2 separate regions of the Homo sapiens genome follow, and region 2 is linked to region 1. Evidence: read pairs that join two places in POLR2A ChIA-PET (ENCODE). Cell type or tissue: GM12878. All regions are shown on one strand.

The links. Peaks named below come from ENCODE experiments on the same cell type or tissue, not always from the same donor. Only the 100,000 strongest peaks of a DNase experiment are listed, where the experiment ranks them.
Region 2: POLR2A ChIA-PET joins it to region 1 with 5 read pairs; 1 of 35 experiments calls an interaction of 5 or more read pairs at or near these places.

What each region holds. Positions count from the first base shown.
Region 1 is chr3:189,628,151-189,633,150 of GRCh38, forward strand. TP63 (tumor protein p63) reads left to right here and starts at 3,239. Exons shown (of 14, transcript NM_003722.5): 1 at 3,239-3,427. The coding sequence starts at 3,366. RefSeq lists a promoter at 2,554-3,363 and a cis regulatory region at 2,756-2,766. In GM12878, no CTCF peak of the experiment used is centred here; DNase peaks (open chromatin) are centred at 2,981 and 4,341; H3K4me3 peaks cover 2,806 bases; H3K27ac peaks cover 3,346 bases.
Region 2 is chr3:190,207,710-190,212,709 of GRCh38, forward strand. No RefSeq gene overlaps it. Among named protein-coding and RNA genes, the nearest start is that of P3H2-AS1, 89 kb to the left of the region's middle. In GM12878, no CTCF peak of the experiment used is centred here; a DNase peak (open chromatin) is centred at 3,058; H3K27ac peaks cover 555 bases.

The sequences.
Region 1 (5,000 bases):
AAGTGCAGATATAATTATGTAGGACAGTAGAAGTGGGGAAGGTTTCTTTTATGTGGAAAAAAGAGGGAGAATTTTTGGTCTTTGAAGGATGAGCAAGATGTGAATATGCGCAGATGGAGTTTTAAAACATTCCTGGTGGAGGGCAGAATATGATCCAAGGCACAAGAGCAACCAGAAAAATATGCAACCTAGAGGAAAGTGCATGAAGGGGAGCAGTTGTAAAATAATTTTCATGAATGTAAGTGAGAAGAATTTGTATCATAGACACCTGAGTTTGGCAGAGTGCATGTTCTTGGCTCCTAGGAGTCAAGAAGAACAAAGTGTCCCTTTCTCCTACGTTATGCTCAGTGGTCCAAGTCCAAAACACCTTTCCTTCCTTAAGTACTTTCTTCTCCCCTCCATACAAATCTAAAGTCTTCACAAACATCATTTAAACAGGCAGGTCATGGTCAGAAAGGCAATTGCTTTTCCTAGACTTCTATGTACGTTATTATATTACAATTTCTGCCTAAAAGACTCTAAAGTCTTGGAAAAGTTTCCACCTTGCACATCAAAGATATAATTCATGCATTTGTATAGTAACCTTAGTCCCCTAAGAGAATAAGGATGAACTATAAATATAAGAAGCAATTATGGTAATTATAATATGATTGCCACTTATTTTTCACTTGATCGTGTATGGTTGCATGCTACTGGTGTTCTGTTGAATTCTAGAGAGTTTGCCTCTTTTTCCTGGGTCAACTCTCGCCATTTATTTCCATAATGCAATAGGAGCCAATCTTTTTCATAATTACTTATTTAAAATTTGTTGCCATTTAATTTCTGTTCCTCTTAGCTTAGTAACTTTAGGATTTTTAAATAACAACTATTGAAATCATGACATACGTTTAAATGATATTATTTAAATACGTTAGGCTATAAACCTTTTAAATTTTTTAAAAAAATAGATGAGTGTGGTGGCTCATGCCTGTAATCCCAACACTTTGGGAAGCCGGGTCGGGAGGATAGCTTGAGTCCAGCAGTTTGAGACCAGTCAGGGCAACACAGCAAGACCCCATATCTAAAAAAACAAAACAAAACAAAATTACCTGGGTATGGTTGTGCTCACCTGTAGTCCAAGCTACACAGGAAGCTGAGGCAGAAGGATCACTTGAGCCCAGGAGGTTGAGGCTGCAGTGATCCATGAACGCGCTGCTACACTCAGTCTGGGTGACAGTGCAAGAAGCTGTCTCAAAAATAATAAATAAATAAAAATAACTTTTAAAAAACAAAAATTAATTAAATTTTAAAGACACAACACACTAGAGATGTTTGCAAATTGATTATTTGGGAGTCTATATCCCTGGAAGTTAATTTAAAATATTTAGAAGAGTTCTTCCTCATTTCCTAGAGACGTCGAATTGTAAATATCAGAGCTAGAAGGAACACTAGGGCTCGCCACTCCAAAGTGTGGTCCAAGGACCAGCAGCATCAAGTAACCTGGGAACGTGTTAGAAATGCAGAGTCTTAGGCCTCACCCCAGACCTACTGAACCAGAATCTGCATTAACAAGATTTCTAGGTGCCTCACGGGCACATTAAAACTTGAGAAGCTCTGCACTAGAAATCTTCACTCCACCTTTCATTATAAATGGAATCACTTGGCTGTGGTCACAGGAAATTGATTATTTTTAATTTCAGAACCTTCTATTTAGGTCATCTATATTTGCTAATAGCAGGGAAGAAAGCCAAACTCTTTAACTGCAATTAACAAATCTATAATTAATTAGTTAAGCAATCTTCCCTTTAAGTTTTACATTTTGTGGAGCAAGCTGTTTGATTTGGCTGGGGCTCAGGCTGGCCTGTTTGTGAATTTCACAATTCACAGATGTTAGCCGCTCTCGGGCTAAGTAAAGGAAGAGAATGTCAAGTTTTAAATAGCTTCTCCCTTCCATCCTGGCTGAAGCAACAAATAAAATATTTTTATGAAACACATTTTGAGTTAGATTTACTTACAGGGAAATGTCAAATTTCTCTGAAAGGGCTTTAGATTGTCTCACAACTTTGACATCTACTGATGTCACCTATTTACAGGTGTGTCCTGTGACTAGGGGGTGAAGGGAAGATGTGAACTCACCATGTTAGTGACCGTTAGATACACAGAGTGGTTTTTTTTCCCCCTGTTGGAGTCTATCCTAACTGAGCTTCTGAATCATATTTCATTCAATTTCCAAATCCACAAAACCAGGATAAGTTTACAGCCCATATTCAGAAAGGAAATAAATTATTTTGTGTGTAGACTTTCCTGATATTACACTGATTTGGGAATATATGAACAATTTTATGGTTTCCTTTCGAAGTAGGTCAAGTCAAAGCAAAACCAAAAACAGCAAAAACTGTAAGACATAAAGAATAGAGTGGAGCCGACTGAGAGATTAAAATAAACTAGAATATTTTTATTAACAGGCAATTTGAAATAATTTGTGCACTTCAGAATATTCTACAATAATATATTATTTCCAATTTTAATATCTTTAAGAAAATTACTATATTATATGTAAGTACATGTGCATGTGTTTGAGGTAGGATATTTAACTCAATAAAGGTTATTTTCTTTTATTCGGGTCAGGCAAAGCTTCTAAGGGGATGTGAAAGGGATATCTCTTTCTCTTAGCTGAGAGGAAGAGTGAGTTCTAAGTTAAATATAATCAAGGAATTTCCCTGTCTTTGCTATTTGAGATTGTGACCACAACAGGCGGTTGGCTGAAAGGGAAACTGAAGGGCGGGGAGGGAGGGAAATAGATGAAAAAACAAAACAAAACAAAACTTCCCTAAGCAGCTCTACAAAACATTTTAGCCCCAGAAATAGTCACAGAAATCCTCAAATCAAACCAGTATCCAGATACAAGGAAGTGTTATGTAGCTGGAGCAGGGTGGACACTCATCAGCTCAGTTCAGTTACAAAAGTCCAGGCTGCTGAAATTAAACTCTGATGCCATTCATGCCAGCATCCAATCACGACAGAGATCAGAAGTTCAGAGATGCCTCCAGCTCCAAATTGCCAACAACAAGTGTGGCTACTATACGTCAAGGACTCTGAAGCCGTGAGAGAGGGGGAAGAACAACAGTAGAGAGGATGCCCAGCTGGTAAGAATCGAGTGTTTATGAAGTTTTAGTCAATTGATGAATCTCATTGGCTAAAATCAAGAAACGCTCCGCCTCTTTGCAAATATGTATGAAGGAGAGAAGTGCCTAAACTTCTATGTCTGATAGCATTTGACCCTATTGCTTTTAGCCTCCCGGCTTTATATCTATATATACACAGGTATATGTGTATATTTTATATAATTGTTCTCCGTTCGTTGATATCAAAGACAGTTGAAGGAAATGAATTTTGAAACTTCACGGTGTGCCACCCTACAGTACTGCCCTGACCCTTACATCCAGCGGTGAGTTTGAATGTGACATAACTTCTCTCAAAACTTAATTGAAGTGCCTTGTGTATTATGAATGTGTCAGCTGTGTACAAAGAACAATTCCTCCTTGTTTAGTCAGCACAGTGATATTATTTTGGACTTTCTGTGGACTTAAAGTGGTCTGTGGACATATTTTCTGAATGTCTTTTTTGGTTGATATTTGGATCTACAAAGTGAAAAAATTTGAAGCGAATCTTCCCATTTAAAAAAAATTATCACGCCATTTAAGAATGTTTAAAATATATTATTTGCCTTGTTCAGCACCTACTCACTCAATAAGAAATTTCACTGGGCAGGGATATAATAATGTATGGATAATCTTCAAGTCAAAATAAACACCAAATAATTTTGATTTATACATTAAGAAATAGATAACTAGCCATTGTTGTACCAAACAGATTGTGGCTTGTCATTGCATTTTATAAGGAATATTTTTTGGTATGTTTGATAATGAAAATCTTTTGACAAATCTGACTTTTAAAGCTTGTGATTGTAGTAAATTTTATTTAGAAACATTTGCCTAGTACTAAGAGAGAATATTAGTGAGGGTGCACAATTGTGTATGTGCTTCAAATTAGACTTTGCTATTTTTAAACTGGTAAATGAAATCTGAACAGTGTTTTTCCAGTCATAAAGTTATGGGAGATATTCAAGTCATATGTAGCAATGTGATGTTAGTTTAACAGCATGAGATTTCGTACTTTATTTTATAAGACTAATGAGAGAGGTCCTTTGCGTGTTGAAAATGGTGAGGTTACAAAGGGTTAACTTGCCATTTACCACCTGTGTCTGTTGGAGCTTGATACTAGAAGCAGATTCTGCTCTCTCTGGGCAGGACTCACTTACTGTAGACTAGTAGAGTGTGAAAGATTTGTGATCTTCCTTTAACGTGATTTGCTACAACGTAGAACACTAATGTGAGCTATGTAGATTGTTTCTCTTCCTGTGAGGTTTCTGGTGGGTTGTGCGAAAAGGCAGAAGAGAAAGAGCAAGGCAGAAAGATAAATAGAATAAAGGAGATAAAAAGAAAAGGGTGAAAAAAGAGAGAGGGGAAGCAAGTTTGGGGTCTCCAAGGTTTCAGTGGAATTTGTTGGTGGTGGCTTGATTCGTGTCTTGCTGTTTACCACAAACAACAATATTAGCACAAATAAATGGCTCTAGGATTTATGTTCTTGTATAATGTGAAAATTAGATCTAGCTGCAGTTGAGGATTGGGTTGATTAAAAAGAAAAACACCAAAGATTTTCTGGTTCTCAAAATTGTTTCTAATCTCAAAATTATCTATTCCATTAAACATCTTTGGAAATAATAGTTCTAAGAAGATAATTGTGATGAAATAGTAACTGTGTAATGCTACTCTTGAGGGCATCTCTCCTAAACTAGGTACTTGGAACCAGGGAAGCTTTAGAAGAAACTTCCTTCTATTGACTAATAACCCACACTTCAATCCTGCATACATACCTCTCTAGAAGCATTTCTAATGATAAGAGAGGCCTATAAATATAAAGAAATAGAGAAACTACTTTTTATATTACCTTGACGATCT
Region 2 (5,000 bases), 580 kb after region 1:
GCGGACGGAGAAAAGGGGAGCAGTCAGACCACAAGAGCATTCTCAAACAAATCAATTGTAAGGAGAAGTAAATTTGAAAGTTGAAGATCTGGAAACTAATTCCTTGACAAATTTTCATTCCCATATAATCCTTGAAAGTCTAGGAGCAGCTCTGGATACTCAGGTACTCGCAACCCATTCTAAAAATAAACTGGAATTCTATGCAACAAGAATAAATAAAGGGTATATCTGTATGCAATTACAAGAACATTGGTAAGAAACAATTTTAATTGACAAAAGCAAGTGGCATAATAATGCTTCCCATTTATCTTTGAAATATGTTTTTAATCTACATGCACCCATATGTCAGTTCATAGAAGGGAAGTCAAGCAGACATAAAAAGCATTGATAGTGGGTATCTCCAAGAATGGGTTGGGGGACATGGAAGGAGAGATTCACAATTTTCCCAGTTACCTTTTTATATTTTAAGTTATTTTTTAAAATGACATATATTAGTTAAGAAAAATTAAGATTAAGTAAAAATCAACTAAGAAAAAAATTGAGCAGATTCTGATATTGTAGCGTTGATAACAACTTTTAAAATATTTTCTTAGAGCAGTATATAAACATTACCAACAGCTTTACAAAAGTGAAAATCAGTTGCAAGAAACTCTTACTTCCCTCTTTCCTTTTTACATTGGGTATTTTTCTTTTACTTTTGTTTGATAGTTATTTTATCATGTGCTCTATTACAGTTCTCTGTGCCTGTATTTGTCTCCCTCACTAGATAGCATGCTCCTTAAAGGAATGTATCTTTTCCAACTTTGCAATCCCCATACTTCACACAATGCCTGGGGTACAGTTGGATTACAATGAATTTTTGATGGAATTAATGAGTGGATAAATTAATGGAAGCGAATGGCTTGTCCCTGTTTTCTTCTTTGTCTCCTTGATTTAACAGATGAATTTTGTTTTATCTTGCTGCATAATGTTCTATTCTACAGTTATTGGATAGTACATTCTAGACATTTTAATACATTTACAGACATTATCTCACTTTTCTTCTCTATTTTGTGGTGAAGAGCCATGAGTAAAAAATAGACTCAGCTTACACATGGGGAAGTAGAAGTCCACACAGACAAAAAACCTATTTCTAAATTCACAGTCATAGATACCATAACCATGAGATCATAATTATTTACCTAGCAGCATGAAGATCCATAGATAACTTTAATAGTTAGCCAATGGCTCTTCTAATAGTGCTTCTAATATGCTATTTGAAGTTTAAAAAATGTTTAAGGCCAGGCGTGGTGGCTCACGCCTGTAATCCCAGCACTTTGGGAGGCCAAGGCAGGTGGATCACGAGGTCAGGAGTTCCAGACCAGCCTGGCCAGCATGGTGAAACCCCGTGTCTACTAAAAATACAAAAAATTAGCTGGGCGTGGTGGTGCATGCCTGTAGTCCCAGCTACTTGGGAGGCTGAGGCAGGAGAATTGCTTGAACCCAGCAGGCGGAGGTTGCAGTGAGCTAAGATCACGCCACGGCACTCCAGCCTGGGTGACAGAGTGAGACTCCATCTCAGAAAAAAAAAAAAAAAGGAAAAGGATGTTTAAAAACAAAGACTGAGATTGGGTGTTTCTTCTTTAATAGCTTAAATATTATTTATTAAATTATTCTTTAGAAGGTATTTAAACAAGCCTTTAGCTAGTTCTTAAAATATTTTAATAACATATCAGACAGAGAGAGAGAGTCATCTCAACAGATATATTTGTCAAAGAGAAAAGCAGAATTGTAATTTTTGTGATATGGGAATATGTTTATGTATATATATTTATCAAAGTGAAAGCAAAGTGGAAATTTACAAAAGCAGAAAATTTTTCTTTGAGTTCTGTAGTGATTTTGATGTTGAACATCATTAATAGCAGCAGTTAATACAATATCAATGAAGCAAGAAAACAAAGCCAAGCAGGAAAATGATAGATTTCCCCACCATTCCCCATGCTCCTTCAGAGATATGGAACTTTTGCTGAAGAGAAGCAATACAGTCATTTCTGAACTATAAATATTACAAAGCATTGTGTGGTGGCCAGGGTCAGGACAAACTCTTAGGTCTCTAGTTAGGGCTGTATTTGCCACACTTATTTCAGTCTTATGTACGCAGAAATATCATATTTTCAAAGACAGAATTTACTAGAAAGTAGACTATCATATTCCCAGTAACATATAGAGACCCTAGACCAACAAGCGTGGTTGGTCCATTTCAATAACAGTTTTAAATTTTTCCTTTTTTGAAGACTTCATTACTCAACTGAAATATAATAATTAACTCCAAGTTTTCCAGAAATATTTTTCTGCTACACAAAGACAAATGAGCCAGAAGCCAGAAAATATTAAAAATAAGCTTCAGATTAATTTAAAAGAACATGATTTTTCTAGTAATCAATTGGAGAGAAGAATGAATCTAGGTAAATGCACTCACATAATACACATTTTAATGCTAGACCTAGGAATTCTCATTTCAAAAAAAGAATGAGAAAGCAGAAAATAAAATAAAACAAAGAAAATCAAAATAGGAACAATAAGAAACACTTCATAGGAACTAGAAAAATGTTATTCAACATAAAGTAGGCAAACAGCTACTGAGGTGCTCATATATCTCTTTGGAGATCAGTGATGTAATATGGCTTATCAGTGCAATGGAAGATATGGTAATATAATCCCCTCAAATTTTGCTAAAAGGATATGGTAAATATAATCTTATTTCTGATAAAACCTTTTAGGAAGCTAAAAATATAAGAGTTGTTATTTTGTTTTAAGAATGCAGATAGAGAATATAATAAAATATCTCCCCATCAACACTAAACTCATTAAAATAATATAATTTGAATAAAATGAAAAAATTCTTAACCACACTCAAAAACATATAAGAAAGCTCTTCATAAAGAAGAATTGGAGAGGCATTTCTAAAATAGTAAAGCAAAGGAAACACCACAGCAAAGGCTGCTTCTTTACTATCATGAATCTGAAACTGGAGCTGCATTGTTTAGAAACAAATTCTGAGGCTTCCTTGCCCAGTAGACAAGTCTAAAGCTAAGCTACCTTCAAGGCTAATGTTGGTGCTATTATGACATCTCACTACAGGAAATTCCCATCATAAGGTGTGAAAATAAGACTTCCTCTGCAAAAAACTAAGAAACAGAAATAATTAGGTAATACCAAATCTTTCCAGAGGCACAATAAACTCAAACATTAAGAGAACTTACGGCCAAGAAAGTTGGGATAATAATACAAGGTAAAAATATGAAATATTGAAATATTTCATAATCTTGAAGAGTCAAAGGAAGTGACTTCTTCCAATAAGCAAGAACCATACATTATGAAAAAGATAAAAAGCAGTTATGACAAACTAAGAATTCCAAAAAATGTTTTAATGTACTTTTATTTCAAAAAGTTAAATAGGACTAAAAATGTGCTAGAAAACTGAGCTGAGAAATTTCCCTGAAAGAATCCAAAAAAATATGAAAAATATTAAGAAAAAACTAAAAGACAGTAAGTCTAGACTACTAAGATTCAGCTAAAAGAAGTCCCAGAAAAAAAAAAAATGGAGAGACTAAAGGGGAAAGATATTTAGAGAAATGCATGGTCAAGAATTTTCCAAAAGTAAAGAAATATGATTTTATGCCAACAGTGAATAATCTGAAAAAGAAATTTAAAAAGTAATCCTATTTACAGTAGCCAAACATAAAATTAAATACCTAGGAATTAACCAAATAAGTGAAAGATCTCTATAGTGAAAACTATAAAACTGTGATGGAAAAATGGAAGAGGACACCAAAAAATGGAAATATATTCCATGTTCATGGATTAGAAAAAATAAAATTGTTAAAATGTCCATATTATCTAAAGCAATCTACAGACTCAGTGCAATCTCTATAAAAATACCAATGGCATTCTTCACAGAATAGAAAAAAACTATTGTAAAATTTATATGGAACCACAAAAAAACCAGAATAGCCACAGCTATCCTAAGCAAAATGAACATAACTGGAGGAATTACATTACCTGACTTCAAATTATACTACAGAGGTATGGTAACTGAAACAGCATGGTACTGGCATAAAAACAGGCACATAAACCAATGGAACAGAGAACCCAGAAACAAATTTATACACCTACAGTGAACTTATTTTCAACAAAGCTACCAAAAACAAAACATACATGGGGAAAAGACAGTCAGAGAAAACTAGATATCCATATGCAGGATCATGAAACTAGATCCCTATCTTTTGCCATATACCAAAAAAAAAAATCAAAATGGATTAAAGACTTAAATCTAAGACCTCAAACTATAAAACTACCATAAGAAAACATTGAGGAAAGCATCCAGGACATTGGTCTGGGCAAAAATTTTTTGAGCAATACCCTGCAAGCATGGGCGACCAAAGTAAAAATGGAGAAATGGGATCACATCAAGTTAAAAGGCTTCTGCATAGCAAAATAAACAATCAACAAAGCGAAGAGACAACTCATAGAATGGGAGAAAATATTTGCAAACTACCCATCTGACAACGGATTAATAACCAGAATATATAAGGTGCTCAAATAATTCTAGAAGAAAAAAACTAATAATCTGATCAAAAAATGGGCTAAAGATTTCAATAGACATTTCTCAAAAGAAGATAAACAAATGGCAAATGGGCATATGAAAAGGTGCTCAACATCATTGATCATCAGATAAATGCAAATCAAAACTACAATGAGATATAATCTCACCCCAGTTAAAATGGCTTATATCCAAAAGGCAATAACAAATGCTGGCAAGGACGTGGAGAAAATGCAATGTAAATTAGTACAACCACTCTGAAGAACAGTTTAGAAGTTCCTCAAAAAACTAAAAATAGAACTACCATATGATTCAGCAATCCCATTGCTGGATATATACCCAAACGAAAGGTAATCAGTATATTGAAGAGATATCTGCATTCCCATGTTTGTTGCAGCACTATTCACAGTAGCCAAGA